2 separate regions of the Mus musculus genome follow, and region 1 is linked to region 2. The links are chromatin loops, found by intact Hi-C in ENCODE. Cell type or tissue: heart. All regions are shown on one strand. Each heading gives the region's core, and the rest is flanking DNA. Links, peaks and the distances in the headings are about the cores only. Region 1 holds the start of Tpm3 (tropomyosin 3, gamma). Region 2 holds the start of Rps27 (ribosomal protein S27).

What was found. A loop is a pair of places that touch in the nucleus more often than their neighbours do. Peaks named below come from ENCODE experiments on the same cell type or tissue, not always from the same donor. Only the 100,000 strongest peaks of a DNase experiment are listed, where the experiment ranks them.
Region 1: it touches region 2 in a loop (7-fold over the local background); 6 of 42 quality-filtered maps call a loop at or near these places.

What each region holds. Positions count from the first base shown.
Region 1 is chr3:90,071,981-90,088,246 of GRCm38, reverse strand. Tpm3 (tropomyosin 3, gamma) reads right to left here and starts at 15,596. Exons shown (of 10, transcript NM_001293748.1): 1 at 15,397-15,596; 2 at 14,402-14,527; 3 at 1,668-1,801; 4 at 675-792; 5 at 503-573. The coding sequence starts at 15,513. In heart, for the core only: CTCF peaks have their summits at 9,871 (motif pointing right) and 10,635 (motif pointing right); DNase peaks (open chromatin) are centred at 7,956, 8,696, 10,776, 11,116 and 1 weaker place; H3K4me3 peaks cover 5,700 bases; H3K27ac peaks cover 4,965 bases.
Region 2 is chr3:90,205,699-90,221,964 of GRCm38, reverse strand. Nup210l (nucleoporin 210-like) reads right to left here. Exons shown (of 40, transcript NM_029937.2): 37 at 14,481-14,682; 38 at 11,507-11,611; 39 at 10,135-10,209; 40 at 9,814-10,048. The coding sequence ends at 9,948. It overlaps Rps27 (ribosomal protein S27), which reads left to right and starts at 8,317. Exons shown (of 4, transcript NM_027015.4): 1 at 8,317-8,355; 2 at 8,664-8,772; 3 at 8,921-9,031; 4 at 9,212-9,298. The coding sequence starts at 8,350. The coding sequence ends at 9,240. It overlaps Rab13 (RAB13, member RAS oncogene family), which reads right to left and starts at 1,181. Exons shown (of 8, transcript NM_026677.4): 1 at 943-1,181. The coding sequence starts at 1,066. In heart, for the core only: a CTCF peak has its summit at 5,928 (motif pointing left); a DNase peak (open chromatin) is centred at 8,274; H3K4me3 peaks cover 3,566 bases; H3K27ac peaks cover 1,722 bases.

The DNA.
Region 1 (16,266 bases), core at 3,889-11,888, 130 kb after region 2:
ATGTCTGAAGAGGACGGGGAGTGTGCGAGGCAAGCACAACACATACACATCCACGCTGACTTTGTTACACAAGGCCAAGCTGGTACCAAGGCAGCAGGTGATTTCTCTAAAGCCTTTGCTCTCAAGTTTCCAGGCAGATTGGCAAAGTTTGTAAAAAAAAAAAAAAAAAAAAAAAAAAAGAGACCAGGCCCGAAATCGGTACAGGCCAAGGAGGAATAGATTCCAGGAGGAAGGACCCAATAGGATCTTCCAACTAGCCAGTGGCCATATTAGTCTCTATGGTCCCTCTATTTGAGAATCTTCCCAAGAATAAGCAAGCTTTGTTCCCTGTTTCTAGTCAAGGTAAGAGAAAGCCCAAAGCCATTCTTGGAGGCTAAAAGCACTACAGAGGACCACCACCCTCCAGGGCCTGTTTAACAAGGTCAAAGGAAGGCTAGTTTACTCGGAATTAGTGCCCAAGCAGGCAGGATGAGCTGACAAGATCTGGAGACAAAATACTCACGACTCTGCCAGCTCAGCACGTTCCTCCGTGCGTTCCAAGTCTCCTTCAATAATCACCAACTTACGAGCCACCTAGAAGAAAAGACCCCAGTACGGCTCAATCAAGCCAGGGCGATAGCTATCCCCTCTTGACTGTCTTTGCAGGGCCCGCACGCACTGCAGAGGCAACTCACCTCTTCATACTTCCTATCGGCCTCTTCTGCAATGTGCTTTGCTTCCTTTAGCTGGATTTCCTGGAGTTCCATCTTTTCTTCATCTTTTAGAGCCCGATTTTCAATCACCTTCATACCTCTGCCGGAAACAGAATGAAAGAATGAACACAGCAATGACATTCTGAGCTGGGCATCAACTCCATTTCAAACACTCAAAACCACGCCCTTCCCAGTCCCATTCCTGTTCCGCTGCCCAAACAGAAATTCCATAGCATTCCAGCACCTGTACCATTTAACTGAAAACTTTTCCTTATAAAACAAACAAATTTGGGCCAGGGAATGGGATTTAACAATAGAACAGGTGCCTGGTATTTGCAAGGCCCGAGTTCAATTTGCATAGTATAAAATAATACTAGTAATATAAAATCACTACCATTTAAAAAGTAGGTCTCAGGGGCTGGGAGGGTAAGTCAGTGGTAGAGGATGTGCTTAGCACAGAAGGTAGATACTGTGTTCAATCTGCAAAAACAAAAGCAGGTCTAGACCAGGATACGGTGGAACAGGCCTGCAATCCCAGCAATTAAAAAGTGGAGGCGAAGCCCAGCATGGTGGCGCACACCTTTAATCCCAGCACTCAGGCGGCAGAGGCAGGCGGATTTCTGAGTTCGAGGCCAGCCTGGTCTACAAAGTGAGTTCCAGGACAGCCAGGGCTACACAGAGAAACCCTGTCTCAAAAAACCAAAACCAAAACCAAACAAACAAACAAAAACAAACCCAAAGAGTGGAGGCGGGAGGCTCAAGAGTTCAAAGCCAGTCTGGGTTACATGAGACCATGCCTCAAACAAAAAACACAAACAAAACAAAAAACAGGTCTAGTGGAAAATCCAGGTCAGAGCCACTATCAGCTTTACTGTCTGCAGTGCCAGGGATGGAACCCAGGACACCTCAGGCCAGGCAGGAGAGGGCTGCTCCACCCAGAAGCCCCGCCGGCCTATTCTTTTGGGATTCACACACCTCTCACTCTCATCAGCAGCCTTCTCTGCTTCCTCCAGCTTCTGCAAAGCAGTGGCAAGGCGCTCCTGCGCACGGTCCAGCTCCTCTTCAACCAGCTGGATCCTGCGGTTCAAGGAGGCCACCTCAGCTTCAGCCTTCAATCAATGGGAAATGGAAAACAAATCAACTTCTGGTGAGAAAACCAACTGTAACAGAAGGCTAGACCTGACTACTATGAAGAAGCCAGTCGTGTAGGTAAGATAGAGCCTGTCTTGCTTTAAATGCTAAAGATCTAACTACATGATTACTAATCAGTTTCCTCCTTCCCTAGCTAAGAACTCCCATTGGTTAAACAGGAAATGTTTTGCTCATGTGAACTAACCTCACGTAGCCCACGCTGGCTTGAACGTGCCATGGAGTACCTCCCAAGTGTTGAGATTACAGGTATGTTCCACAATGTCCAATTTATGCTGTGTGAGGGATAGAACCCAGGGTTTTGTGCATGTCCGACAAGCACTCTAACAAAGGGGTGGTACCCTCAGCCCTGCAGAGCATTCTAAAATTCAGTTCCTTATCCACACAGTATCATTTTTTCTCTTCTGGACTCAATTCAAATCCCAGAACCTATAAGGGCCAACAAAGCCGGGTGTATTGACACACACCTTCAATTGTGGCACGCAGGAGGCAGAGGCAAGTAGGTCTCCCTGAGTCTGAAGCCAGTCTAGTCCTAGTCTACACAGTGAGATCCTGTCTCAAAAAAGCAGCTAGAGGAGACAGACTTCTCCTTCAATGACAGCTACTTCCAGTTTTCAACTCCAGATCCTCCTGAGTGTTGGGACTACAGGCAAATGCCAGGATACCCGGTGTTTAGTATTTCTATCATTTTATATTTCTCTATGTATACCAGTTTAACCTTGTGATCTCCTTCCCCGAACACACCAGGAAGATGACCAACTAATGCCTTCCAGACAGCTCTCCAGACAGGAAAGGGAAAGGACGCAAGATTGGGCTCTCTTGGGCTGCAAAGATGACTCAACAGCTAAAGGTACCAGATGCCAAGGCTGAGGATCTGAGCCCTACTTCTGGGAACCACACGGGGGACAAAGAGAACTAGTCCCCACAAACTGTCCATCTTCCCCCACCCCGCCCCTTCAGTGTGTTCCCTTATAAAAAACAAACAAGAACCCTAGCTTCCACCTAGCGCCACGCCTCTGGCTGGCTGCCTGCCTTTCTATTCTATGCCTCTAACAACCTCCTACTAAGCTTCACTGGACTTCAGTACAATTCCTAATAGTAACTTCCCTGGCTTCATATGCAACAAAGCACACGCTCAAGTCCAAGTAAGTCACCAACATAGCTGGTCTACTGTCAGTCTGGAAGGGGTTCTCACAGATGGGATTATACGTGGCCACAATCTAGCACTCTGAAGACAGGGTAAGTTCAATGCCAACGTGGGCTACCCAAGGAGACCCTGTTTCAAACAAATAAACACCACCCCAAATTTAAGATCTTTGCTACACATGATGACGTTCAAACGCTTCTATCCCGGTGAACTCTGGCTCCCCTCTCCAGCCCAGACTGTGCCTGAATTCCATTACCCTGGTTTCCTCTAACAGTCAAGGGTGGTAGCAGCTGGAGAATCTGGGCCATCAGCCCTACAGGGAGGGATATAACTGGATAAGATCCTGCTAACAGTCAGGATTGGAACAAAAATTTCCACATACAAACACAGGAGAGATTGGGGAAGGAGGCAGGAGACCAGGATAAGGGAAAAAAATTAAACTGAGAAGTCTACATAAATTGAAATTCCTGAGAAACCATTTGTGTTCCTAACTCTACCATTCAGAACACCACAAAGGCAAGCATTCTCTAGTTCTGTCTCTTCTAGGAAAACAGATGTCCTGGAAGACAACACAGATTTATCCTCACAAACTCAACAGGGCCAACCAGTCCAGAGCAAGCCAGGCTATCAGACCAGGGCTGTGATACACTCACAATACCACACAGTACTTACCCCTTACGACGGTTACAACAAAAACATGAAAAATGCAGCCTGAGGGGCTGGAGAGATGGCTCGGCAGTTAACAGCACCAGTTGCTCTTACAGAGAACCCAGGTTTGATTCCCAGCACCCACACAGTGATCCACAACCATCCATAATTCCAGTTTCAGAGGCTCCAAAGCCCTCTTCTGACTTCCATGGGCACCAAACACATACATGGTACACATACATACACCACACAGGCAAAAACACTGATTCACAGAAAAATCAATAAACCTGGGGGTGGGGGGAATTAAAGAGAAAAATGCAGCTGGATCTGCAGGAAGCACATGAAATGTTAAGTCCCTTTCCAGCTCCTAGTTACCCAAACTGGAAAAAGATAACAGGCTCTGGGGGCAGGGTATAGTTCCCATGGCAACAAGCTGGCTCTGGCACTTTCTTCTACCAAACAGCATTTACAACTGAATTCTTCACAAGGGTGGAAAAAGAGGAAGAGAAAACACCTCTTGGTGCACTTGCAAGAGCAAGCCTGTGTTAGAAGAACCAAAGATTAAGGAGTCCCAGCAAAAGCTTCAGCTGATCCAGAGGGTGGTAGGTTTAGGGCAGAAAGTTCTACTTCTTCCCTATAGCTGAGCAGTTCTCTTTACAAGGAAACAAAAGGCTGCAAAAATCAAAATCTGATACTCCCTCCAGAGGAATACGGAAGACAGCTCACACACCGCTCAGGTCAGCAGGCCACACCAGCTCCCGGGGCAGGCTAGCCTGAGTTTGAGAAACACTACACTCTATGGTTTTTTGTTTTGGGGTTTTTTTTTCCCCCATTATTCTAGATTTCACCTAATGCCCAGTAGAGCCTGCCTACCTCCCCACAATTTAGAGGCTACAGTGTGAGGTCTTCCATTCAACAGTAACAGGAGTCTCCATTGTTCAGGAAGCAAAATTCGGTGGTGGAATGCAGCAGCCATTTGGTCACATTAAAAGATGGCTGACGGCAGTCTTGTCTATGACAGAAGTTTTAGTTTAAATGCTACAGTGGGCTGTCCTCCTGTGCAAGCCTGACAACCTGGATTTGATCCCCTGAACCCACAGAATGGTGAAAATGGGACTCCACAAAGTTGCCCTCTGACCTCAACACACGTTATGGCGCGTGTACGACCCACAAACATTACATGCATACTCGATAGTAGTTTTAATGTGAAAAGAGGCCCAAAGCATACCACATCCCTTAATGTAAGGAGCTGCGAGAGCTGGTAGGCAGAGACAGAGCAGGGCCAAGGACAGACGGGAGAAGTCTAAATCTGGCACTCTGCCACACTGGGGTTTCTCGTTTTAGATATAAAAGTCACAGGTGTAATTCAGGATAGACACAGTACTAGAAAAGCCAGGCCCATGCTGAAGAAAGGACTGCTGTGCCCTGTGTTCCCATGCATGCCTCTCCCAGTGAGCTTGTCCTGGGGAAATTCTACCAAGGGGCAGGAAAGCTGGGAATTGAAGTTATCTGCCGTCCCAGAGTCAACAAAGGTGGAGTCTAGCAGAGGCACTCAGAGCAAAGGGTTGTTTGCCTCTCCTGGAGCAGTGTGCTCTGAAATGGGGGGCAGAGGAAGGCAAGCAGCAGCCAAACCAATCCAAGCCTCTAACAAAGAGAGGAACAAACACCCAAATATCCTACCCCTCCTTCGGAGACCAAGAATTTAGGCTCAAAGTTAGAACCTGTGTTCAAAGCCCACTCTTCTTCCCTTGGTGTTATTTCCAATGTTTTAAGGCACAACAAAAGGAAAAATCAAAAATACTATGGGAAACTTGGAGAAATATATGTGTGTGTGTGTGTATAGTTTGATTTTGTTTTTTTCAGAGACAGGGTTTCTCTGTGTAGCCCTGGCTGTCCTGGAACTCACTTGGTAGACCAGGGTGGCCTCGAACTCAGAAATCTGCCTGCCTCTGTCTCCCAAGTGCTGGGATCAAAGGCGTGTGCCACCACTGCCTGGCAGGAGAAATTTTTTTTTTTTTTTTACGCCCGGCGAAATATTTTTTAAAGGGTAAGATGAACCATTCACTTAAAAATGGTTACAGTGAGGCTGGCAGGATGGCTCAGTAGGGAGAGCTGCTCTTGCAGACCTTGGCTCCTGGGACCAGTCCAACATGGTGGGGTGGGAGTTGCATCCACAAGTACTGGCAGTTCCAGCTCAAGGGGGTCAGACACCCATACTTCTGAATAAAATTAGTACTAAGAAGGAAAGATAACAGTGGAAACGCAGGCTTGGCAGTTGAACCCCGGAGGAGACTATTCCAGAGGCAAAGCACAAGGATCGGTTGAGTCCAGAACCCAAGGCCAGCCGGGGCAGGTAAGTTTTCATGTTAAATATGCATCTTTTTATCGCTAACAATAAGCGCACTTAATTTTGCACTGTCACCTGTTGAAGTCTAGACAAAGCAGGGTGTAGCTGAATGGTAGAAAGCTTGCCTGGGGTAAGGCCCAAGTCTGATCCCAGCACAGCTTAAAAAACAATAGAACCCTCTTACTAAATACAAAGGAAATTCAAAACTGAAAGTAAAACTTCGCAGGCAGCAAGCTATACTCTAAATGGCCTGTCCTACCTCAGAACCTCACATCTAGCTTAACAAAGGCAACTTGGATCCCCACACAAAGTGGAAAAAGACAGTCTACTAATATCACAATAAAGGATCCCACCAGGTACTGTGGCAGGAGACTACAAAACCCACATTCCAGTGGCCCTAGAAGAGGTGACTCAAGCATCCCCCTTCCTTCTGTGACTCTTCAGTAGAGGCTCAAAGTTCGAGAGTGCAAAAAGTCAAAAGCTCACAAAGATACTAGTTTCATCAATATTTAACTACCACCCTACTTCCTCCTTCCGAGGACTTCCTCAGGAGACTTCTGTGAAATAAGCACATTTGGTAAGCCCTGAACATGTGCAAACACTCCCTCCTGTGGTTTATATCCCAGAGACATCACACAGAAGAAAGGAGTGAATGCCAAATGTGCCTACAAGGAAAAGGACCAAACTGGGACAGACAGACAGACAGACAGACACACCCTACCTACCCTAAACCACTCCCACACTTAGACATCAGCCTAACACTCTGCAGCACATGGCCAATTCTCTCCACCACACTCTCCATTTTCCCTTCTGAAGACTTCCTCATTTCTACAGCAATCTCACTAGACTTGATAAGGAGAAGTTGCAGGCATGCCAGGAGTGGCCAAGCAAGCCCACAGTAATTCCAGCACTTGGGAGGCTTATGCAGGACTGCTGGGAATGCAAATGGACACCCTGTCTCAAAACAACCATACTGGACGCCTATGGAAAGACAAGCTGTCCTCTCTATGCCCAGTTATAAAGCATTTTAATAAAGTTAAAACATTATCTTGGAAGGGAGCTGTGGTCTCCTTTTCCACACTCATCCCTTTTGCCCCCTCAAAAATAGTTACTCCTCAAATGAACATCAAAAGATTGAAAAGACACCAAAAGCAAGAGCAATAAAGAACTTCAAGCCCGGTGTGGTGGCACACGCCTTTAATCCCAGCACTCGGGAGGCAGAGGCAGGCGGATTTCTGAGTTCGAGGTCAGCCTGGTCTACAAAGTGAGTTTCAGGACAGCCAGGGCTACACGGAGAAACCCTGTCTCGAAAAACCAAAAAAAAAAAAAAAATATATATATATATATATATATGTATGTATATATAAAACTCCAGTAAGCCACTGAGTTCTTTTTCATTAGGTCCTAAGCAGGAATCCATTCATCCCACTAACACTTTCAGTTGAACAAAAACCACTGTACTGGGTTAACTGAGAAAACAGCCTCCCCCCCCCCCCCCGAAATCAGCAGCGCCACTCTCTAATCTGTTCCCATCCTCCAGTGTTCCAATCAGTCAGAAACCTTAAAACTGGCGTGGCATCTGACTCTCTGCTACACACTCCCTTATCAGCCAGCTTAGGAGGAATGTTCAAATTTGTACTGCTCACATTTCAGGCCTGAATCTGGCAGAAGTTCCTGCCTTCCAGGTCCTGATGGGCAGGGTCTAGGAACTTTGCTGGCTCCGACATTTGCTAACAACGGGCGAAGTAGCAGCTCCTCTCCCACTTCACAAGTGAGGGGCGGGAGTGCCAGTTAGTTAGGAAAGGTCCCCAGGCTCGAGGATGCGAGGAGGTGGCGCGGCCTTAAGCTCGACCAGTGAGGGAGGGAACCGCGCTTCCTCTCAGCCAACTGCTGGCTCATTTCCTGAGCAGGAGGAGGAGGGAGCGGAAAAGCCGCCAGTGGGCCAGGTCGGGGGCTTTCCGGCGGCTCCCACCTCCCACCCTCATTTTTCACAGGTTACGCTCGGCCCCTCCCAGCCCAGAGGAGCGCTCACTTCTACCCCTCAGACCGGAAACCTCAGGCGAGAGTAAAAGGTCCCCACCCTTCGCAGAGAAGTGGGGGAGGGAAAGGCCGCCGAGCCCCTCCCCTGACCGCGCCCGGCTCCGAGGGACCGAATGAATGAGCTGGGGGGAAAAAGGGAGAGGGCAGCCCGCGCCGCGCGGGGCTCGATTCTTTCCAGGGTCTAGCCTGCTCGCGTGAGCACTTAAGTTTCCTCCGCATCCGCTTACCGGGCCATCGTAATCGAGTCCCACCCAACCTTAGGACTCCATGACTAGTCCGGGTTTCCAAGGCTCCATGGAGCTGAGCACAGCAGAGGGACGCCGAGCCCTTCCCTGCTGCGCCTCGGCTCTCCGTGCGTACCTGCTCCCGGGCCCGCCTTTCTCCCTCCACTTCCCGCTGGAGGCGCTCGGCCCTTTCCTCCGCATCATCAGCTTGCTGCTGCAGAACCTGGATCTTGCGCTTTACCGCCTCGATGGTGGTGGTCCCGGCCATGGTGCCTACAAGCTGCTTCTGGAAATCAGGTTCCTACCTCCTCCGCTCGGCGTTGTAGCCGCTTTTCACCCTACTTCCGCCTGCTCCGCCCTGAAATACCGGAACTCACTCATACGCCGGGATGTGACGCCGCCGCCACCGCGCGTCCTCCCCCTGCCAAGCAGGCGGGAACGCAGTCCACTCGGGCAGCCCGCAGAAAGTGAAGGGTGGAGCCTCCCAGTAACCCTAGGCGACCACTCAGGGCCGTCTTTCCTTAGTCCAGTAAAGGGGGCGGGGTTTGGTAAGGCTACCATAGTAACTGAGAGGCGCTTCATAGTCTAGCCTCACCCACCAGGCTGTCTCGTAACAATGGCTGTCCCATTTACTAAAATGGTGCTGTCGTGAACACTTACGCAGTTGACCCCTCTCTTATCCGGTGCCTCCCTACCACTGCGTCTGCTCCCGCTCCGCAATTTAAAATATCCCATGTGCTTCCACTTCTACTCAGTCTAGGACAGATTCCAAAACCAGGTTCTGAGACAAGCCTAGACAGAAGACTCTAGCCTTCACCTTGCAAGGAGTCCCAGTGAGGTCCTTTGAAAATCTATTAGGAGGAGCTGTGGATATTGCTCAGTTTGTAAAGCACTAGCCAAGCACATTCGAAGCCCTGGGCTGAATCTCCAGGAGCACTTAAACTAGCCTAGTGGCACGTATCCATAAGTACCATTCGGTACTTAGTGGGTGAGACAGAAAGAGCAGAAATTCAAGGTCATCTTTGGCTACAGGGTGAATTTAAGGCTAGTCTGAGCTACATAAAACGCTGTCTCAAAACAACCCCCAAAACTGTTGAGACAGTTCTCTCCCATCTGGAAGTCAATAAAGGAACTACCAGATGGAAGAGATGGGCAAGTTGGCATTCTGTTAGGATCAGCTCGGGACTTAGGTGTTTTGTTTGAATATCAAGCTTCTCTCCTGTAGCTTTTGAGAGACTCCATACAAATGAGCAGTTAACATGTCACCCTCTTTGACCCCTGGAATGATTTAGGACTTGGTAATTTAATATCTGTGTGCAATCCCTCTTGTAGACAAGATATTTACACCTCTAACATATCCTTGGTGCAACAGCAAAACGATTGTGGAATCTCACCTCTAAATTGTAGTAACTTTCATTAGTTTTACTTTGGCTTTCAGGTACTCCAAAGAATGAGTTAAAAACTACTTCTACAGGACCTACCATTCAGGATTTCTGGAAGCACAACTATAAAGAGGTTTATTTTGTTTTCCCTTTGCTTCTCTAGGTCTTTTGTTTTGTTTTTTAAGATTCATTCATTTATTTATTTTACGTATGAGTGCTCTATCTACATGTGCACCTGCATGCCAGAAGAGGGCATCAGATTACATTATAAATGGTTGTGAGCTACCCTATCTTCGCTGGGAATTGAACCCAGAGCCTCTGGAAAAGCAGCCAGTGCTCTTGACCACTGCGCCATCTCTCTGGCTCCTGCTTCCCGAGTTTTTGTTTGCTTGGCTTTATTTTTGTGTTTTGCGATTGTATCTCAGGTGGTCCTGACTGGCCTCCAACTCACTTTTGTAATTTTGGGTGGTCTTAACCTCTGGGTCCTTCTGTATCAGCTTCCTGAGAACTGAAATTTCAAGTGTGAACTATCACATCTTTATTTCTCTGGATTTCTACTGCCTTCTCAGTAACTAACAATGACAAATCCCTCCTTTGATAAACCTCTTCCCTTCCCTTGAGAAATAGGATATAGAGAGGATTTAGAACTAAGAATATTAACTCGGGGCTGAGGATTTAGCTCTGTGGAGTCTCTGGGTTCAGAAAACACTTATATCTGGTTCTAGGTCTCAGGCTGTTCCTTTCTTTTGGGGAAAAAAAAAAGATTGCTGAACAATGAGACTATTCACAAAAAAAAAAAAAAACTTGAACAAACAATAATTTTCTCAGCAGCGTATCCTGTACACATTGATTACTCCCCACTTCCCCAGGAACTAAGACAGAAGACAAGGTTCTGGCATGCAGGAAAATTGTTTTGATGGCCTAAGTATTTCTCAAGCTTGTTTTGAGTTAAGTTTCATCAGAGGAGCTGCTGGTGAAAATTTTTATCATCTGAGTTCTGACCAGCAGGTGGCACTGTTGTACCTCCCTGAAACCTTAGACCTGCTCAAGGCCAATCAAAGTTGAGACAACACCAAATTGCATTCCAGAGGCCGGTTCCTTTGTACAGATAATCTCCTTGTGATCTAGGGAAGCAGATGAGTTGACTCCCGGTAGCTTTCAGAGGCATGATGGATTGGCAGCCAGAAGACCAACCAGGGCTATTGTTTTCCTAGTGACAAACAATGCAGCATACCAACAGGTGTCTGTGACCATCCCTGTCTCCTATTTCCTCATCCTTCCCAACACTTGTTCCTAAAAAAAGGGTGTTGTGACTCTTGTGTCCAGAGTCCCACCCCTTGCATTCCTCTTTCTCCTATTTGTCCCTAAACAGCTTCTAATTTCATCTTGGCTTAAGAGCATCTTATGGCTGGGATGGTGACCTGCCGCACAAACCTGAGGAACTGAATTGAGTTCCCCAGCATGCACAGAAGAGCCAGCTGTGGCTCTGCGCATCTGCAATCCCAGCACTGGGGGAGGGGCAGGGGAACAGAAACAGGCAGATCCCAGGGCTTGCTGGCCAGCTGGCCTCAGTGAGAGACCCTGGCTCCAAAAACAAGACGGACAGATATACAGGAAGGCATCCAATGCCTATCTCTGCCTCCAGACCCTCACAGGCAAGCACACACATATAAACAATACACACACACAAGGATCTTACACATGGTTACACAAAATATAAATACGTTCTTACTGTCAGCAGAGTGTAGCATAAACATGGTTAAAATTGCATATTTTGGGGCTGGAGAGATGGCTCAGTGTTTAAGAGCACTGACTGCCCTTCCAGAGGTCCTGAGTTCAATTCCCAGCAACCACATAGTGGCTCACAGCCATCTGTAATGGAGATCTGAAGCCCTCTTCTGAAGTATACTCACATACAAGAAATAAATAAGTCTGAAAAACAAAACAAAACAAAAACCTGTGTATTTTGTGTATGTATATTTTGCTACAACTTAAAACTATAACAGTAGCTAATAAACTCTGGGAAGAAAAAACAGGATTGGGCTGACCTTGCCACACCAGTGCCCTCTCTTTGTTCAAGCAGCCCTAAAAAAATCCCACACATTCAGGAAGGCTTCTCAGATAACCAAACTACTAGTGTAGACACGTAGCAGTTGGCTCCCTCATTCCTGTTTACTTATTTATTAATCTCAAGGTCGGAGGCTAAGCTGTTAGCCCTTTTTGTATTAGACAGAGCACCCTCTCCACAATGATGCACACATTCCGATCTTCGTTCTCTAAGTAAACCTCAGCGCTCTTCCCTGGTCCATGCTCTTCTCAGCTCCTACAGACACCCTCCTTGCTTTCTTGTTCTCTTCAAAGCAAAGGTCAGCAAAGTTTTAGTAAAGGGCCAGATGGAATGTCTGGCTTACAGGTCATGTGGACTCTATAGCAGTTATTTTATTGCACAGGAAAAAAAAAAAAACACTAGACATGTGTTCTCATAATACTTTACTTCCAAAACCAGTCTGTGGCAGGCTTAGCCCACAGGTGGTACTTGGAGAAAAGATGCCTTTCTTCCTGCTTCTGTTTCAACAAATTTCCCCCTCTTTTTTGTTTATTTGTTGTAGTTTTGTTTTGTTTGAAACAGATTCTCTCTCTATAGCCATAGCTGTTCTGGAACTCACCATGTAGACTAGGCTGTCCTCAAACAAAGATCTGCCTGCCTCTGCTGCCCTGCCCAGTCAATTTCTTGTTCTTGTATGGATCAATGAGAGGTACTTACTGAGTATGTGAGAAGGTAACAAAGGAGACAGGAGTAAGTTGAGGATTTAAAATAAGACAAAATTTTACATATTTAAATTTTTTTAGCCAGGTAGTGCTGGAACAGAGAGGGAGCAGCTTGTACCGGACAAGACTTTTAGACACTGAGGCTGCCTTTAGTGCTTGTCACCAGATTTGCATCACTAATCTCTGGTATTGTATATTCTAACACTCACTACACTGAGACTTTGAAAGAGGACAGCCTGGGCTAAAGAATGGCTCGGCGGGTAAGAGCACTGACTGCTCTAACAGAGGTCCTGAGTTCAAATCCCAGTAACCACATGGTGGCTCACAATCACCCATAATGAGATATTATACCCTCTTCTATCTGAAAACAGCTACAGTGTACTTATATCTAAATATTAGTAATAATAAATAGTTATATATAGTAAATTAATCTTGTTTTGTTTTGTTTTGGTTTTGGTTTTTTTTTTGTTTTTTGTTTTGTTTGTTTGTTTGTTTGTTTGTTTTCAAGACAGGGTTTCTCTGTATAGCCCTGGCTGTCCTGGAGCTCACTTTGTAGACCAGGCTGGCCTCGAACTCAGAAATCTGCCTGCCTCTGCCTCCCAAGTGCTGGGATTAAAGGTGTGCGCCACCACGCCCGGCTGTTTTTTGGTTTTTTTTTTGTTGTTTTTTTTTGAAACAGTGTTTCTCTGTGTAGCCCTGGCTGTCCTGGAACTCACTCTGTAGACCAGGCTAGCCTCAAACTCAGAAATCCGCCTGCTTCTGCCTACCAAGTGCTAGGATTAAAGGCGTGCGCCACCACTGCCCAGCAAATAAATACATCTAGAAAATATATTAGAAAAAAAAAAAAAAAGAAAGAAAGAGAAGAGCAGATGCCTCCCAGCAAAGACTGAACGTGAGCATCTAAATGCGTCCGTCGGGAGTGATCCACTCTGTCCTTTAAGCTGTTTTCCAAAACCAAACATGATTTAAAATAACATCAGCTTCTAGTTTTCTCCTCACCTGGATGCTGAGAACTGTGTATGATATGCCTGTGTAACTGACATATCCTTTTGTTGTTTTTGTTAAAACCCCTATGGGCTAGGTAAATGTAGCTGGTTGGAGGGCTGAATTTAATCCCCAGCACCCCAAATAAAAAATAAACCATCCTGTGGTACTTTTCTTCAAAGCAGATGTCCTATATAGTCTTGTGTTTCTCTTTGCAGCAAACGTCAGTGTTGGAAATGAAGGAAAGTGGGTACCAAACTGTAGTAGGAGGTGGGCAGAGGCAATTCATTTTCGTTTTAAGAGGGGAAAAGGCTCTTAAGAACTATGTAATTTATTCAGGGCTGTAGAGTAAGATCTAGGGGTACTGCCTTAGCCTGCTTCCCAGTTTCTGTTATAGTTCACCCTTGATACGTCACTGCTCTCCTATGATCAGAGTTCTCTGTAGCATCTCTATGGCATAAAGGCAGATGTCCACCTTGGCTAGGACAAATAAACCCATATAGGGCCAAGGTCAGTGTGACCTCCATTTTCTATTGTGAAATCTAAGCTGGCTTTCTTGGGTAACTGAGAGATGAGAGGCTCCCTATTAATACACACATGCACATGCCAAACCTTGTACACAAAAGCTAAGAATGTGGCATGGGGGGGTGGGGGAGTGGATACCTGAGAGCATGCATCTGGATGTGGAGGCCCCTCCTTTGTCCAGGTTCTGGAAAAGGTCATTAGATTACTGCGAAGGAGGTTGAATAGTGCAGAAATGAGATCTCTCTCTCTCTCTCTCTCTCTCTCTCTCTCTCTCTCTCGTGCATGTGTGCTAGTGTAGAACCCAGGGATCCATGCACGTTAGGAAAGCATGCTGCCACTGAACTATGCCCTCAATCTCAACATGTCTTTGAGTAAGAAAGTATACCCCAACAGAAGAGCATGCCAGCGCATTGTCATGTGCAAGAGTATTATGTTGGCATATGTCCCCACAGTCTATGGGTAAGAAGGCAAATAAGCCATCCCCCAATACTCACGTCGGCTGCCTTCTTCTCTGCTAGCTCCAGCTTCTCCTGAGCATCCTTTAAAGCTTCCGAATACTTGTCCAGCTCATCCTCTGTCCCTTTCAGCTTCTTCTGCATGGTTGCTAGTTCATCCTCTAGCTGGAGCCAGAGCCCAGAGAGTAACACACAAAGACATAAACACAACAGTGTATACTTGGACTCCAAAGAGCACTGAGCCCAGCCCCAGGAGAGACACACTTCTTCAGCCATGCTCCAGGCATCAGGCTATGGCTTCACCTCAGACCCTATAATGTCTGGCCCCAAGGTGACCAAGTCATCTGGTGCTTTAATGCAAGACTGTTGAATGATAAACATCTAGTGGGGAAGCTTATTTCTGTGATGTTACAGAGAGAGACAGAGAGACAGAGAGAGTTGGATCATTCCTTACCCTTTGCTTTAGAAGTAAGACATTCTTCAAAATGTGGTCTACTTCTACTTAAGTCCTGCAGGCACACTGTGGCTAGGAAGAGGCCACCGGCTTTCTCAAGGTCACATGACAGTGCAAAGGGGCTACCCTAAAGCAATGGTGCTCAGCCTTTCTAGTGCTGAGACCTTTTCATACAGTTCCTCATGTGGTGGAGACCCCCACGCATAAAATTATTTTCATTGCTATTTCATAACTGTTAATTTTGCTACTGTTTAAATCATAATGTAAGTATCTGTGTTTTCTGATGGTCTTAGGCAACCCCTGTGAAAGGGTTAATGACCCAAAGGGGTCTCAACTCTCAGGTTGAGAACTGCTGCCCTAGATGTTCAGGGGGAGGGGCTTCATTGAGACTGGGGCATTCCTCCCACCCAAAAAAGAAGCTGGCCCAGTGGTCACTGCCTCTCCCATGAACCCCCTGCCCCTCTGGCTGCCTTGAAACTCAGCCTCCTGAGTGCTGGGATTACAGGGGTGTGTGCCACCATTGCCTGGACCATCTCTGTCTTGCAACCAGCAAGTGGGAAAGGTCCATACCAGCACCTACCTGCTTGCTTCTTTCTTCTGCCTGTTTCTGCTCAGCTTCAGCTTGCTCAGCTCGGTCCAGAACATTCTCTTTGTCTAACTTCAGCATCTGCATCTTTTTCTTGATGGCCTCCATCATGAGCTGTGACCGTTGGTGGGCTCACCTGTGAACACTGGAGAACTGGAGGCTGGGGCCAGAGAGGAAGGGCTGCCACCCGGGTCACTCAAAGTTCCCCAGGTTTGAACCTTTATCTGTGCTTGCGGCTCCACCTCTTCTTCCTAACATGGTCTTTCTAGCTCCCTCCCATCCCTTCACTGTTCCCCTGGGGGAACACAGGGTCAGACACATTGATAGACTGACATCACCAGCAAGAAAAAAAAAATTGAGGAACAGCTGAGGCTGATTTTAGACAATGGAAAGTGGGGGTGGGGGAGGTTCTCCCTGACCTTGAAACTTTCCACTCGTTCTTGGCAGCTCTGTGGGTCCCTCAAAAGTAGAGGAACAGAAGAGGGGGGAACACTGAAGCACAGAAGGGTACTTTAGCAGTTCTCGCCACCAGAGGGGTCCTAGTAGCCTTCAGATCTCTCATTCTCCCCTTGGACTATATTGGATATGGACCAAACTCTACTGGTTTGGTCTTTGGATTCCTGGTATCTAAGGAGCGTGGTCAACAGTGACGATGGGAGGTCACTCATGATCGTTGACAATTCCCCCAGATTGACAGTTGGGATTGCTGGGCTATTTTGGGATTCTCTAATAGGCAAGGAGACATTAGTCTGTAAAGGCCATAGGATAAAGTTGAAGGCCTGGGATCTGAAAGGGTATCTCAGGGTGTCAAGTGGGATGAGAAACAAGGAGGTCACAGAACAGGATCACGTTTTCTCATAGCGA
Region 2 (16,266 bases), core at 4,580-12,579:
CCTTCCCATCCCTCTTCCCCCTCCTCCCCCAAAATACACTACTGGTCCTCCACCGCCCTGCTAGCCCTTAAGGGTAGAGAGGAATGAGAGGGCAGCTGATTGAGCCTATGTGAATTAACTAGTGAGCTAAGCTTGGAAGTGGGGGGGGGGGGGGGGGAAGAAGCTCTCTAAGAATCCTCTGGAGAATTAGGAGAGGGAGGGAGGAAGAGAGGGAGGGAGGAAGAGAGGGAGGGAGGGAGAGAGAGAGAAAGTTTCCTTTTTGTCACTAGAGGAGATAAGATTCTCAGTCAAGAGATGAAGAAAGATAAAGAGGGGAGGGGAGGGGGAAAGGAGATTCTTCTTACTGGAAGTCTCCCAGCCACTTAGGAGGCTCCAGAGAGAAGGATGGTGCAGAAGCTTACTCAGAGACCCCAAAGTCCCCTGGCATCCACCATCCTCACTCCCACAGCACACCCAGCCACACTCTGCAGTACCTTGCTGAGGGTAGGGAGGCTAAAAAGATGATTTGAAGGTGGGGCAGATCCTGCGGGAAGTTTGAAGCCAGTAGGTCAGTAAGAGGCCAACACAATTGGGAAGCAGGGAAAAGAGAAATTGTGAAGAGTGGATCTAGAGCGTCTAGGTGCAGTGATGGGGTAAAGAAGGAAGCAGATGGAAATGACGATAACCTGTGTGGATTTGGAGAGACTAGGGAGACAGTACCAAGAGACGGAGTGGGTGGCAGCAACTGGGACTATCTGGAAACCTCAAAAAGGTTTGAGGTTTTGAGTGTTATTCAGGGACATTATGGAGGATGGGTCTGGGGCAGGGGTCGACAGACTGGAAATTAGTGTTTTTCTCTAAGGGGATCAAAAAAGTAGGTTCCTTAGTCTTTCAGGAGCCGGTGTATGAGGGTGGGCGGGGGTGGGGTGGGTCTGGGGTCTGGGATACAGCCTGTGGGCTCACCGATGGTAGAGATGTAAGTGCTGTTGAAGTTGTCCTCTGCAAAGCGAATGATCAGACAAGTCTTGCCCACCCCCGAGTCCCCGATGAGCAGCAACTTGAAGAGGTGGTCGTAGGCTTTGGCCATGGCGGACACTGGGGGCGCCGGGGGAGGGGTCGGGAAGAGCCAACACTGGTAGGCGGGATCCGAGGGTTGGCAGGCAGAAACCGCCGGAGTCCCAGCCAGGAAGTTTTCCTCCCTCTCCGCCCAGGCCCCGGGAAAAGAAGAGAGGCGGCCCTGCTCTCGGCTCCACCCCTCTTCGCCAGTGGAGAGGCCTGTCCAGCTCCAGCAGTCCGGGCGCTGCCTCCCCAGCCTCGGAGGGCCAGTTTCCCTAGCCCTTCCCATTGCCTTTGGCTAGCTGTCTTTCCTCTCTTTTGACCGAATTGGAAAGAATTTCAAAGAGATTAGGGGAAGAGGGAAAGAATTTTACCAATGGTGAAGATAGGGGTGGTAACTGGAAATTGGTAAAAAGCTGAGGCGCTATTCAAAGGCTTTTGAGTTTATGATAAATGTCCTAGGATTTTCTGTCAACAATGCATTACTTAAGACTACGAATCCCAATTCCCTTTGAAAAGAAGCGGGTTAGGAGGTTAGTATGGTGGATCAATCTGCCCCCTGGTGGAGCACAGTGAAGAACTAAAACGATAAAAATCAGCCTCATCAATTACACTCAAAACACACAGAGCCGAGTCACAATCTGGAGCGAGCCTTGAATTCAGTAGCACAACCTGCACCCCAAGGCCTGGTAATCCTATTGCCTCTACCCCTCAAGTATGAAGATTAGTACTGTGGAGCCACCATGCCCAGCTTTTCATCTTTATTTACTTACTTTCTTTATAGCGAGTGTTTTGCCTACATGTGTTTATTCACTATATGACTAGCATGCCTGCAGAGGCTACAAGACAGCAACGATCCCCTGAAACTGGAGTGTCTAGAGGTGCTGTCATGTGCCTGCTGGGAACTGAACCCAGATCCACTACAAGAGCAGCCAGCTCTTATCATCTTTCCAGTCCCGTTAGAAAAAGAAAGAGCCGGGCGTGGTGGCGCATGCCTTTAATCCCAGCACTTGGGAGGCAGAGGCAGAGGCAGGCCGATTTCTGAGTTTGAGGCCAGCCTGGTTTACAAAGTGAGTTCCAGGACAGCCAGGGCTATACAGAGAAACCCTGTCTCGAAAAAAACAAAAAAAAAAAAAAAAAAAAAAAAAAAGGAAAAAGGAAAAGGCTTTTCTAACAGATGAGTCCTGGCTGTGGGAAAGTGTCTTTATTTGTTTGTTTGTTTGTTTTTAAAGATTTATTTATTTATTATATGTAAGTACACTGTAGCTGTCTTCAGACACTCCAGAAGAGGGAGTCAGATCTCCTTATGGATGGTTGTGAACCACCATGTGGTTGCTGGGATTTGAACTCAGGACCTTTGGAAGAACAGTTGGGTGCTCTTACCCGCTGAGGCATCTCACCAGCCCTTTATTTGTTACATTATGTTTGCCATAATCTATGTTTCCATTTGTCCTCTCACAAATACAATGTATCAGTTACTCCCCCCCCCCCCAACACACACACACAAAATACTTGACAAAACAACTTATGAGAGAGGCTTACAGAAGGCAGTTCTGTCATGACAGGAGGAGCATGGGGCATCTGGTCGCTTTCCATCCAAACTCAAGGAGAGAGACGAATGCTGGTGCTCACCTCACTCTCCTTTTTTATTCGGGAGAGTGAATGGTGGTCCTCATTGTCAGGTAGGCTTTTCCCACCTCAAATAATCCAATCTAGAACTTTCCTCCAGACATGGCCAGCCATTGGATACCTAGGTGATGCTAGATCCTGTCAAGTTGACAATCCATATTAACTACCACACACAAATAACTATTCAGTTTATTTTATTAATTAATTAATTCATTACATTTATTTGTATGTGTACACACACATAATGTTGTGTTTTATAAAAAGAAAGAGACCAGAGATATGTTTTGTGGAGACGCAGTAAGGTGTGGGTGGAGGGGAGTACCTCTGCCAGCCCATGCTGAGGCATCCCTTCCCCCTGAGGTACCAGCCACACCATGCGATGGTATAGTATAGAACAGAGTTTATTCAGGGTATTGGGAGGGAGCTTAAGGGGAGAGAGAGAGAGAGAGAGAGAGAGAGAGAGAGAGAGAGAGAGAGAGAGAGAGAGAGAGAGAGAAAGTAGAAGAGTAGAGGCAAGCCATGAGCACATGGAGAGGGGGGAGTGGAATGGGGAGAGAGGAAGAAGAGGGTAAGGGAACAAGAGCAAGAAGAGAGAGCAAGAGAGTGAGGAGGGGGCAAGCAGCCCCTTTTATATTGAGTCAGGCACACCTGGCTATTGCCAGGTAACTGTGGGGTGGAGCGTAGAGGAACTGCCAACAACCCATGCCATGGTGAAAGTGTGGCAGTCAGAGGACATGCTGAAGGATGCTTAACTAAACTTCTCCAGAGCCATCTCACCATTAATTTGAGGCAAGGTCTGTCTGTATTGCCCAGATCAGTCTCAAATTTGAGGCTCATGTAATCATGTGGACTCAGCCCTTCAGTAGCTAGAACTACCAGCATCCACGGGTACCACTGTGCCTGCTTCAATACACCAATCTGACTATTCTATTTTTTCAATGGTGTTGGGAATTGGTCAAACCCAGAGCTTTGTGCACACTAGGCAAAGTACTATTCTATTGAGCTTCAATTCCCTTCTATTTATTCCCTCAGGGCTCATTGCATTTCAAGCTATAGCACAGACTTGAATCTTTTCTGGTTTTCCTCAGTGACTAATCCTGACCTCTAACTCACACTGATGTCCAGGTAGGGTGGATTTGCAGTCCCAGCACACGGGAGACAGAAGCAAAATGAAAGTCAGACAGAAGCATGACTAAGGTCAGCCTACTCTTGGTTGGGAGTTGCAAGCCAACCAGGAGACCTTGTGATTGCTAATCTTGGTTGCCAACTTGACATACCTGGGAGGAGGAAACTTGAGGAATTATCACCATTGGATTGGCCTGTAGACTTATCTATGGGGGAATTTTCTTTATTATTATTTTTAAAACATTTAGACAGGATCTCTCTCTCTCTCTCTCTCTCTCTCTCTCTCTCTCTGTGTGTGTGTGTGTGTGTGTGTGTGTATGTGTGTGTATTTTGCCCGTGCATGCTTGTACGTGTAGCATATACATGCCAGGTGTCCTTGGGAGGCCAGAAGGTGGTGTTGGATCTTCTGAAACTGGAGTTACAGATTACAGACAGTTGTGAACCTTCATGGTTGCTAGCCACTATGTAGGTGCTAAGAATCAAACCCCTACCCTAGTAGGGAAGAGCAGCCAGTGATGCTAACCTCAGAGACATCTCTCTCCAGCCCCAGGCATTTCTCTATTGCTAATTGAGGTCAGAGAGCCTAGCCCTATATATGGGAGCTACCATACCTGGACAGGTGGGGCTGCTGTATAAGGAGCTGAATGTGAGCCTGGGAGTAAGGCAGTGGTATTCCTTGGCTTCTGTTTCAATTTCTGCCTTTAGTTCCCTCAATAATGGACTGTAACCTATAAGCCAGATAATTCCATTTCCTCACCAAGTTGCTTTTGGCTAGGATGTTTATCACAGCAACAGAAGAAACTAGAATGGATCCTGTCAAAATCTATGTTGGGGTGAGGTGGAGAGTGTTATATAGCACACACCTTTAAACCCAGTGTATAAACTGACACGACAGCTCCATGGAATGGTTAAGGGGAAAGTCTTTACTGTAGATATGAGAGAAAGCAGCCAGAAGCATTGGGAAGAGTCCAAAGCAAAAAGAGAAAGAAGTAGAGCAAACATGGCCAAGGCTATCTGTGAGAGAGGGGAGACTAGCAGGAGACAGAGAGAAGTGAGCATAGCCTGGCCTAAGAAGGATGAGTAGTTGGGGAAGGGAAGCCCAGAGCTGGAGGGAGTTTAGGGTGGAGGAGGAGGTGGGAAAGGCTAGGGTGCGTGTGGACTTGTGCAATGCATACTTGTGATGGTGAGAGCCTGGAGGCCAGCTTGAACTGATATCCTGAGAGGTCCAATAGGCAGCCCATGTCCCTTTTGCCAGAGGTAAGGGAAATGACTCTTTTTGGTAGGGAACCAGTTTTACAACTTCCTGAGGAATGCTGGCTTTTAACTAGCCACCAGAAATCCCTCAACATACATTCCGGGTTGAGCCTATTTCTGGGTATCTGGCCTGCCTTCTGGAATCTGGGGAACTGGGAGTTTTCCTTATGACCTGATACTCAGCACTCCAGAGGCAGAAGGATCTCTAGGAGTTCCAGGATAGCTTGGCCTACATAACAAGTTCCAGGCCAGCCAGGTATACATAGTGGGAGCTTGTCTCAAATAAGTAATAAGAATAAGCAACCAAAAGCCGGGCGTGGTGGCGCACGCCTTTAATCCCAGCACTTGGGAGGCAGAGGCAGGTGGATTTCTGAGTTCGAGGCCAGCCTGGTCTACAGAGTGAGTTCCAGGACAGCCAGAGCTACACAGAGAAACCCTGTCTCGAAGAAAAAAAAAAAAAAAAAAAAAAGAATAAGCAACCAGCCCTTTGACTGATATTAGTAGTTGATGGGTCTCTGGAGAGTAGATGTTATTGTCTTTAGTGGTCAGCCACCAGTGAGTTACCTGAGTCTAATGGACAGCTTTACCACCATGCCCCTGGTGGCAGCTGTGGTTAAACTCAGGGCATCAAAAAAACAAAACCAAAAGACAGGATGGGAAAGGAAGGAGTTCTGAGGAGCATTGTGGAGAGACAGTGGTGTGGTGTGACCAGAGTGTATTATATACATATATGAAAATGACTTTTAAAAAGAAAAGCTGGGGGCTAGAGAAATGGCTCAATGGTGAAGAGCACTGGCTGCTCTTCCAGAGGTCCTGAGTTCAATTCCCAGCAATCACATGGTAGCTCACAGCCATCTGTAATGAGATGATGCCCTCTTCTGGCGTGTAGTTGTACATACAGATGGAGCATTCATATACATAAAATAAATAAATCTTTAAAAAAAAAAGAGGAAAAAAAAAAAAGCTGGGCACAGTGGTGTGCACCTTGGATTCCAGCTCTCAGGAGACCAAGGCAGGTGGATTTCTGTGAGTTTGAGGCTAGCCTAGTCTACACAGTGAGGTCCAGGATAGCCAAGGCTCTGTAGAGAGAGACCCTAACTTCAAGCAAAAAAGCAAAATTAACCAACCAAAAACAAAAGGTGGGGGTGCATGCAGGGAGAAGTTGGTAGCATGGCTCAGTGAGTGTAAAAAGGCATTTGCCACCAAGCCTAATGCCCTGAATTGAATACTCAGGACATAAGGAAAACAAACGACTAAGAGCTCAGGATGAAGCTCAGTGTACCTACTGTAGAGGTTTTCGTGACCACCTGTGGGGCGTCAAATGACCTTTTACAGGGGTCATGGAAGACCATTGGAAAACACGGATTCTTACAATTTACAACAGTAATAAAATTACAGTTATGAAGTAGCAACAGAAATAATTTTATGGTTGGGGCAACCACAATATGGAGGAACTGTATTAAAGCAAAAGGAAGATTGAGAACCACTAGGGTAGATGACTGCCTGTCCTGGAATTCTCTCTGTAGACCAGGGAGGCTTCAAATTCACCGATCTGCCTTGCCTCCTAAGTTATGGGATTAAAGGAGTGCACCACTACTGCCAGAGGCCAAGACCCTTTCTTCAAAACAAACAAAAAAGCTTGGTGGTACAGGCATACTAGAGTCAGCACTCGGGAGGCAGAGGCAGGCGGATCTCTGATTTCAAGGCCAGACTGGTCTACAGAGTGAGCTCCAGGACAGCCAAGGCTACACAGAGAAACCCTGTCCCTGCCTCCCCCCTCATCCCCTGCATTTTCATACTTCTGCTCACATGATAAATTGCAGATGTACAAGTATTATAAGAAATTATTTTCAGTCTAGGAAAAGGAATGAATTTCTTTCTTTCTTTTTTTTTTTTTTTTTTTTTTTTTGAGACAGGGTTTCTCTGTGTAGCCCTGGCTGTCCCGGAACTCGCTTTGTAGACCAGGCTGGTCTTGAACTCAGAAATCCGCCTGCCTCTGCCTCCCAGGTGCTGGGATTAAAGGCGTGCACCACCACACCTGGCCATGAATTTCATTTTTAAACCTAGAATCTATTTCCCAAGATATCTCTGCCATGTATATTGCCAAAATCCAAAATCAACATGCATTCATTTAAGCATGGACTATTTATTTATTATTTTATTTATAGACACTTGAATTCAGAGATCCACCTGCCTCTGTGTTGAGCAGCAAACACACAAATTTGTACAATGTGGTAATGGTTACAGCAGCTCCATAGTTAAATAACATACTTTTTGTTTTGATTTGGTTTTTAGAGACATCTCTTGTAGTTCTGGCTGTCCTACAACTTGCTAGATCAGGCTGGCCAGAACTCAGTCTCTTCCATGCTTTGCCAGAATGCAGTGATAAAGGTGTGACCAACCTCGTCTGGCCTTTAATTAGCACTTTAAAAGCAATGCACGTGTCAAGTGGTGTAAGGATATTTGATTTTATTCCTCAAAGGTAAAGAATTGTAAGAATACAAAGTCGGGCTCTATCTTTAGCACTGGAAAACAGCAGCAACAACAAAACAATAAAGGTAAACAATAGGGTTAGCTGCAGTGGAGCAAATATGAACAGGATTTGATTTTGTTGTTTTTTCAGACAGGGTCTCCTGTAGTCCACTCAGACCTCAAACTTGCTAGGAAGCCCAGTGCCTAGAATGATTTTGAACTCCTCGTCCTCCCGCTTCATCCTCTGAAGTTCTGAGATTCCAGCCTTGAGCCACTGACAGCACCACTGCGCCCTGCCCAGTTTACGCTTTGCACATTCTTAGCACGCACTCTACCTACCAGCGTAGTACACCCCCAGCTTCAAGCAGGTATCTCATTTTTTAAAAAAAAAAACCTATTTACGTCTAGAATTATTAATCAGCGTAAATCAAACCAACTGGAAAATGGTAAAGACTATCAATAACTAAAAATGTCATGGATAAAAGCTTCTCGCTGGTGTTCACCTGTGATGTTCCCATCACACTCCAGCTGTCAAAGCGTAGTCGGAAACTACGTGAGAAAAAAGTATCCATTTTTCTCGCCACAGCAGCTAAATTCTGAACTCAAAATAGAAGCTAACTCTCTCACCATGGCTACGCGCCCGCGACGCGAGGAGCCTTTACGGACCTTCTACAAATGGCAGTCAACGGGCATTCCGTTGCATTCGAACAGAGTAGAAGACCTTCCGAAGATGGCGAAGCAACACGGCTCGTCACTTCCTGTCCCATATCAGATATAAGGAACAGGATTTCCGCTTTCGCTCCTTTCCGGCGGTGACGACCTCCCTACGAGAACATGCCTGTGAGTTCCTTGGTCCAGGTTTCGACAGAGAACTCGCTCTTGGGTCCGCACGGTCCTCTTGCGCTAATTGCGGGTCCTACAGGGTCCACATGTGCGCTCTGCGTCTCTTAGGACAGTAACCAGAGCCGCGGCGGCCCACGGGTCAGCCGCGTAGACGGGAGCGGAGAGGAGATAAGATGGCGGCCCAGCTACGCAGACACCAGGGGCGGCGAGGGGCGAGTTCTCCTCGGTGTGTGCCAGTGGGGGCTCTTTCCCATCATCTCTTTCCTCCATTACCTTCTAAGTCTTTGCATTTCTGCCCCTTTTAGCTCGCAAAGGATCTCCTTCATCCCTCTCCAGAAGAGGAGAAGAGGAAACACAAGAAAAAGCGCCTGGTGCAGAGCCCCAATTCCTACTTTATGGACGTGAAATGCCCAGGTAAGGAAGTGGTTTTCAGCTGTGCGGGAAAACTAAACTGTACTAATGGTTGTAACTTAATTTTTGATTTTATTACGAGTTCAGAAGTGGTAACTTGGAGAGGAATAAAAGAAGTTAACATTTTTCTTCTCTTTTTTTTTCTTCCCAGGATGCTATAAAATCACCACGGTCTTTAGCCATGCACAAACGGTAGTCTTGTGTGTTGGCTGCTCCACTGTCCTCTGTCAGCCTACAGGTGGAAAAGCAAGGCTGACAGAAGGTGAGTGGTCTCAGTGTTGGGGTTTTGTTTGGCTTTGGGGTCCTAAGGTGAAAGGCTGAGTAGAATGCAAGGCTTCCGGCTGGTAAAGCCAGCTGCACTCCTGTTAGGAAGGTTTAGCACTCTGCAGATGAGGCAGGGTCAGTGGCAGGCAGAAGTAACGTTTGCATCTTTTTCTTCCAGGATGCTCCTTCAGGAGGAAGCAGCACTGAAAGCCCCTGATTGAAGATGAGTGGGAACCTTCCCAATAAACACGTTTTGGATATATAATGTTTGTCTTGTTTAACTGGTAGCAAGTGGTGCCTCACATATCCCAGGGCAAACAGAAGAGTGGTCCCTTTGGGGTCAAGTAAGTGGCCAAACACCTAGAGTCCATTGGGGGCATTTTTATCTAGATTCACTGTATAAATCTTAGACCATGGTTTAAAACTGGTGATAGTGTATAATTGGGCTTACTCTTCTATGTCTTTTTGGTAGTAACTTTTAGCAATGGTTATTGGAAACATTGTGTCATACAAAGGTGTGTGACAGTGGGGACTGTCTTTATTTAGGGATAATGGTACCCAGGCTGCTTTAATCCCAGTGCCTGAGAAGCAGAGGGTTACTGTTTTTCTGTGTGTTGTTGAGATGGCCTTAGGTAGCTTCAAGTGTATGTGACAGGATACCTGTCAAGTGATGGCATTGTAGGTGTGTACTGCTGTTGCGGTTTTTGTGGTGCTAGGAACAGACAGACACCGAGGGCTTCGGGAATCCAGCCTCAGAAATGTAATCTTTACACACGTGACTTAACCACCTAGGAGCTTTTATTTATACTTACTACAAACTTGATCTGGAGGTTTAGTTTTGTAGTTAGCTACTAAACTTGTGCAGGATTAGGCATCTCCAGTCCTCTACAGTTAGAGGGACGCTGACTACTAGGTTAGTGTTTTATACTCCATAACCAGTGTTGTAGCCGACTCTGCACTAGTGGTGGCCGTGAGCTCAGGAAGTGAGGGGGGGAACATGTGGCCGTGTAAGAACCTAGGAGAAAAAAAAAAGCGAGACAATCAAGGTGGTAACTTGGAGACGGACATATCTGAACTTGCGGAGTGAGGGCAGGTCTTTACCTGGCTGAGTTGTTCCTGTTGTTGGCACATAAACAACTGGAATAGTCTGAACCTTGTTCAGGAAGGCATTGTGTGCTGGAGAAAGGAAATGCCACAAAAAGGGCTTATGTGATTGTGCGCTTGCGGAAAGGCCTCAAAGATTACAGTCCATTCAGAAGTGAGATTTAAGGGCCAGCCAACAGACTTTAACAACAAGCCTGTCTTAAGTCCCCAAAACCTACATGGTAGAAGAGGGAGGTTTTTTCCCAAGTTGTCTTTGACTCCCACACTTGTGTCAGGGCATGGTTGTGCTACCTTCTTCCCTAACCCAAGCAAGTAATTGTAAGAAAAGGTTTTTTGTTGTTGTTATTTTGTTTTGGTTTTTTTCCAGACAGGGTTTCTCTGTAGCCCTGGCTGTCCTGGAACTCACTCTGTAGACCAGGCTGGCCTCGAACTCAAGAGATCTGCCTGCCTCTGAGTGCTGGGATTCTGGGATTAAAGGCGTACGCCACCACACCTGGCTGTAAGAAAAGTTTTTAAATAAAATGAGGTTTAAGTGTTAGTATAAAAGGAATGCTTTCAGTTAGTCTACCTCTAAACTGCCCTGTATGCTGATACTTAGAATTACCTAACCAGTACAAATATAGTATAACAGCTATAGTATATTTGCAGCATGTACTGTAGGTGTTAAAAGTAATCCAGAGATGGTTATATGAGATGCATAGGTAGATTCAGTGGAAATGCTCTTGAATGCTTGAATTTTTTATAATTCTGGTAGGGTCTGGATCCAGCTTCTTCCCAGTTATTGGAGAATACAAATGCTCCCCTTAGGTGGATTTTTCTTACAGCCTTTGGCTAAAAATACCTGTGTGGGCAATAGTGATACTGGCTATTCTATGTGCATTAGTTTAATGCATCTATGTGAGGGTGTTAGATCTTGGAAGTTATAGAGAGAGGTGGGCTGCCATGTGGGTGCTGGGAATTGAACTCAGGTCCTCTGGAAGAGTAGTCAGTGCTCTTAACTGCTGAGCCATCTCTCCAGTGCCTATACTATTTTTTCAAGACAGTTTGTGTGTATCCTTGGTTGTTCTGTAAGCTGGGATTAAAGGCCTGTGCCACACCCTGAAAGTTGACATCTAATCTACATGACATGAATTAGTTGTGATAAACAGCTAATTTTTAACTTTGGTTTTGAAAGTCAGAAGTATACACATGCCGGGCAGTGGTTGGTGCACGATTTCTGAGTTTGAGGCCAGCCTGGTCTACAGAGTGAGTTCCAGGACAGCCAGGGCTACACAGAGAACCCCTGTCTCAAAAAAACCAAAAGAAAAAAAAAAAAAAAAAACCCTGTCTCCAAAGCAAGCAAGCAGGAGTATACAGGCATACTCCTTACCTAGAAAGATGAAAGAAGTTGATGCCAGCACAGCAAAGAGGGTAAACAGGAGGATCTGGTAAGAACCGACGAAGTTCTTGAAGACACCCGAGTCTTCACAGTGATCTGCGTTGCCGTAATGGGACATAATGGGATGATTACAGTAACATCCAGAATAGATGTCTTTGAAAATGTCCTAAAAAGCTTAAGAATATTGGCATGCATCTGTAATCCTAGCATATAGGTAGGTCCACATACCCTGTCTGAGAAAACCAGAGGACTAGTGGTGCTGGTGCTTCCCTGAGACCCCACACCAGGGAGGATCTCACATCAGAAGACAGTGTCAACTAACAGTGGTACTGTCTCAGATCCCCTGCTGCCCTGCAAATGGAATTCAGATTGCAGCTCTTAGAAAACTGAGGCTTTGGCTGGAGAGATGGCTCAGCAGTTAAGAGTACTGACTGTTCTTCCAGAGGTCCTGAGTTCAATTCCCAGCAACCACATGGGGGCTCACAACCATCTGTAATGGGGTCCAATGCCCCTTTTTGGTATGCCTGAAGACAGTGTACTTACATTAAATATTTTAAAAGATTGCTTTAGGGGCAGGGGTGGAAAAAAAAAGATTGCTTTATTTTTTAAAAAAATTATGTGAATACACTGTCACTGTCTTCAGACTCACCAGAAGAAGGCTTCAGATCCCATTACAGATGGTTGTGAGCCATCTCTCCAGCCCTAAATAAATATTGAAAAAAGAAAATTGAGGCCTTATCATCTTGTCCTTTTGTTTTTTGGTTCAGGAGTGTGAGAATCTTGTGTCCTCCCAAGTCAAAGTCTGCTGCTTGAAAACTTGTAAACTTGAAGCCCCGCCGGGCCTGGTGGCACACGCCTTTAATCCCAGCACTCCAGAGGTAGAGGCAGGTGGATTTCTGAGTTCGAGGCTAGCCTGGTCTATAGAGTGAGTTCCAGGACAGCCAGGGCTATACAGAGAAACCCTGTCTCGAAAAACAAAAACTTTTAAAAAACCCCAAAAAAAAACAAAAACCAACTTGAAGCTTCAAACTTGTGGCTTTATGCAGATTTAGTTTATATTTCTAATTTGTATGCTGGTACCATGGTACATACATGGAAGTCAGGACTTTTCTAGACTTAGACTTAGTCGGTAGACAGGACAAGTGCCATCTTGCTAGCCTGCTGATTCAGGTTCTGACTCTGTTCCTTATCTTCATGCTGTGTCTAGAGAACCTTTTACAGTAAGGTGGTGTGTACCCTCCCTCCCCTCCATACACACATTCCTGGCTGCATGCTAGATTGCCATGCAGCCAGGAATGACCTTGATATTTTGATCTTTTTGACTCTTACCTCAAGTGTTGGGATTATAGACATAGACTTTAGCCAGTTATCTGAGGTGCTTGCTAGGCCATGTACCCAGGGCTTTGCATACACTATGCAAATACTACCTGGATTACTTTACAGACAAAGGTTTTTTTTTTTTTTTTTGAGACAGGGTTTATCTGTGAAACAGATCTGTCTGCCCTCCACTTGTTCTGTAGAGCAGGCTGGCCTTGAATTCAGATCTGCCTGTCTCTTCCTCCTGCGTACTGGGATAAAGGGATGTGCCAACATGCTTGGTGTGCTGGATTTGTTTAAGGCCTAACTGCCTTTGCCTCCCTGGTGCTGGGATTAAAGGCATACGCCACCCCCTGCCAAACTAAGACTGGAGTGTTATGTACCCACAGGCCCTTGTGGTTCCTGTTACATTCCAATTGCATACCTGCTTGTGATCCTAGGCAGAGGCAAACCTGTCTACTTCCAGGCCAGTGAGAAACTGCCAGTCTAGGTGCCTGAGGCATGGCACACTGAAGGTTGACTGTTTCCATTCACACTCAGTGTGAATACCCACACATGAACAACAAACCCTACAGTTACCTCTTACCATATGTTGCTGTTTATATAAATATTTTCTGGGTCAAGGACCAAATAAATTTGAGCAGAATATTGTAGCATTGCCTAAGCCCATGTTTGGTGACCTACCTAACACTTGATTTCTGGACATTTTAATGTTTGGTGGGGATCAGATGAGCTCACATGACTTAATGAATGAGCTGAAGATGGGTTGAATGTTATAGCTGCTTCTACCTGGCAAGGCTGCATTGGTAAGTTGTATACTTCTTTATCTTTCAAATGCTGGGGTTACAGCTTTGGGCCACCAGGGTCACCGTGCTCAGCCTAAGTATAAAATACATTTGAGGCTGACAGTGTAGATCAGTTGGTACAGTGACTGCCCTGTATCATGAAAGTGGGGAAGATGAGAAGTCAAAGGTCATCCTACCTTCCTACATTCGGAATTAAAGTCCGTCTCCTGGAATACACAATAACGATAAAAAGGTCTGAGTACTGTATACCTAAAGTTGCAGCATTCGGGATGTGTAGGTCCTTAGGAACATGGCTACAAGGAGCTGCAGGTACAGGGTGAGACCTTGTCTTTATGAAAACCAGGGAGAGCAGTGTAGACTAGGGAGCCAGAGATCTGAGCGTGAGTTCAGTTCTAGCCTGGCCAACGCTTAGTGAGACTCAGCCTCTAGAGCAGAAGGCCCATTGTGAATACATTCCTTTCCCGTGTGGATTAAAATTCGTTCCCAGTGGGGCTGGAGAGATGGCTCTGTGATTAAGAGCACTGGCTGCTCTTAAAGAAGTCCTTAAGTTCAATTCCCAGCAATTACATGGTGGTTCGCAACCATCTGTAGTGGGATTTGATGCCTTCTAGTGTGCATGAAGATCACATACTCATACATAAAATAAATCTTAAAAAGTCCCCAGAAAGCCGGGCGTGGTGGCAGACACCTTTAATCCCAGCACTTGGGAGGCAGAGACAGGCGGATCTCAGAGTTCAAGGGGAGCTTGGTCCACAGAATGAGTTCCAGGACAGCCAAGGCTACACAGAGAAACCCTGTCTCGAAAAAAAAAAAAAAACAACAAAAACGACCCCAGAGCTCACCTGCACCAGATGCATCTTTTGCTCTGACTATCACAGCTTCTTGTTGATTGGTCAGTGCACAGGAAACATTAATGAAAGCGGGTGATGACATCTGCTGGAAGGCAGTGAAGTTGACTATTCTTACTAGGTAGACAGTTAGGCCTGTCGTGAGCATTGAGTGCTTATAGCCAGACACTGCTAGAAAGGGGGAGCTGTGGAAGACCTTGGAGGAAAGAGAAAATACTTGTTTCAAAGAAGACAAATTAGTGTTGTCTCTGTTAGTACAAGAATTTTCAAGATTCAGCTAGCCAGCCAGTAAGTCATTCGCTTTTTCACCACTGTGGATGTAGTTAAAAAGGGACAGGGACAGAACAGTTCTTGCTTTGCAAGCATGAGGACATGTATTAAATCCCCATCACTTATTTAACAAGCAGACTGATGTAGACTTCTGGTGGTGCACGCCTTTGATCCCAGCACTCGGGAGGCAGAGGCAGGTGGATTTCTGAGTTCGAGGCCAGCCTGGTCTACAAAGTGAGCTCCAGGACAGCCAGAGCTATAAAGAGAAACCCTGTCTCAAAAAACCAAAAAAAAAACAACAACAACAAAAAAAAAACAAGCAGACTGAGATAGTCACGGAGCATGCACGTCTCAGCAGAGACAGGCAGTTTGAAGTAAGGACATGGTAAGTTCAGACAGCCAGGGCAAGGCAGAGAAGCCATGCTTGAAATAAAAGCTAGCTCTTGGGAGGCCCAGACAGGAGGATCCCTGAAGCAGGCTCCAGGTTCAGTGAAGCCAGCTCATAAAGCAAGGTGGCATCTTAGTGCACGCCTTTAATCCTACCACTCGACGCAAAAAGGAGTTCGGGGCCAGCCTGGCCTGCATAGCACATAGCAAGCTCCAGGAAGAAGATCCTGTCTCAATAAAAACACGGTGAAGGGGGGCTGGAGAGAAGACCCAGTGGCTAAAAAGTCATAAGGACTGGGGTTTACATCCCATCACTTAGGTAACAAAGCAACTCAGAAATCCACCTGCCTTTGCCTCCCAAGTGCTGGGATTACAGGCGTAAACCACCACGCCCTGCTCCAAGCCCGAGGATATGAGTTCAAAGACTCACATGACAAAGAAAAATGACTCCTACCAAATTATTCTCTGACCTCAGTATGTTCTGTGTGGCATAAATAAAAATGTAATAAAACATGTTTAGAAAGAAAATATAGCTGGAGGTAATAGACAAGGACACCCAGACCCTCTTCTGGTCTCCACACACATGCCTATGTACTCATACACAAATACATAATGTTTTAAGAAAAAATAGGGTGGAGGTGGCATTTGATCTCCATAGTCTAGAGTAGAGGGCGGTACATGTGTTAATTCCAGGGCAGCCAGGGATATTCCTTGTCTTAAAATGTGGTGAGCTGAGAATGTGAACACACACACACACACCTTTAATCCCAGCGTGAGAGAGAGAGAGAGAGAGAGAGAGAGAGAGAGGTGGTGGGTGAGGGACAGGCAAGAGGATCTCTTGAGTTCTCAGACAGGCAAGGTTACATACACAAATCTTGTTTCAAACAACAAACGGCACACACACACACAACAACACACACGAGCGATTGAGAAAAACTTTAATGTATACAAAAGAATAAAATGATGCAAGCTAAAAGGCTAGAACATTTTATATAGCCCAGGCTATATAAGTCTTTGAATTTCCTTTGAAGCTAGGGGTAACTAACTCTGGGCTTCTGATTCTTTTGCCTCTACTTCTGAGTGCTGGGACTAGCACTAGGTAGGGTGCTAGGGATGTACTATA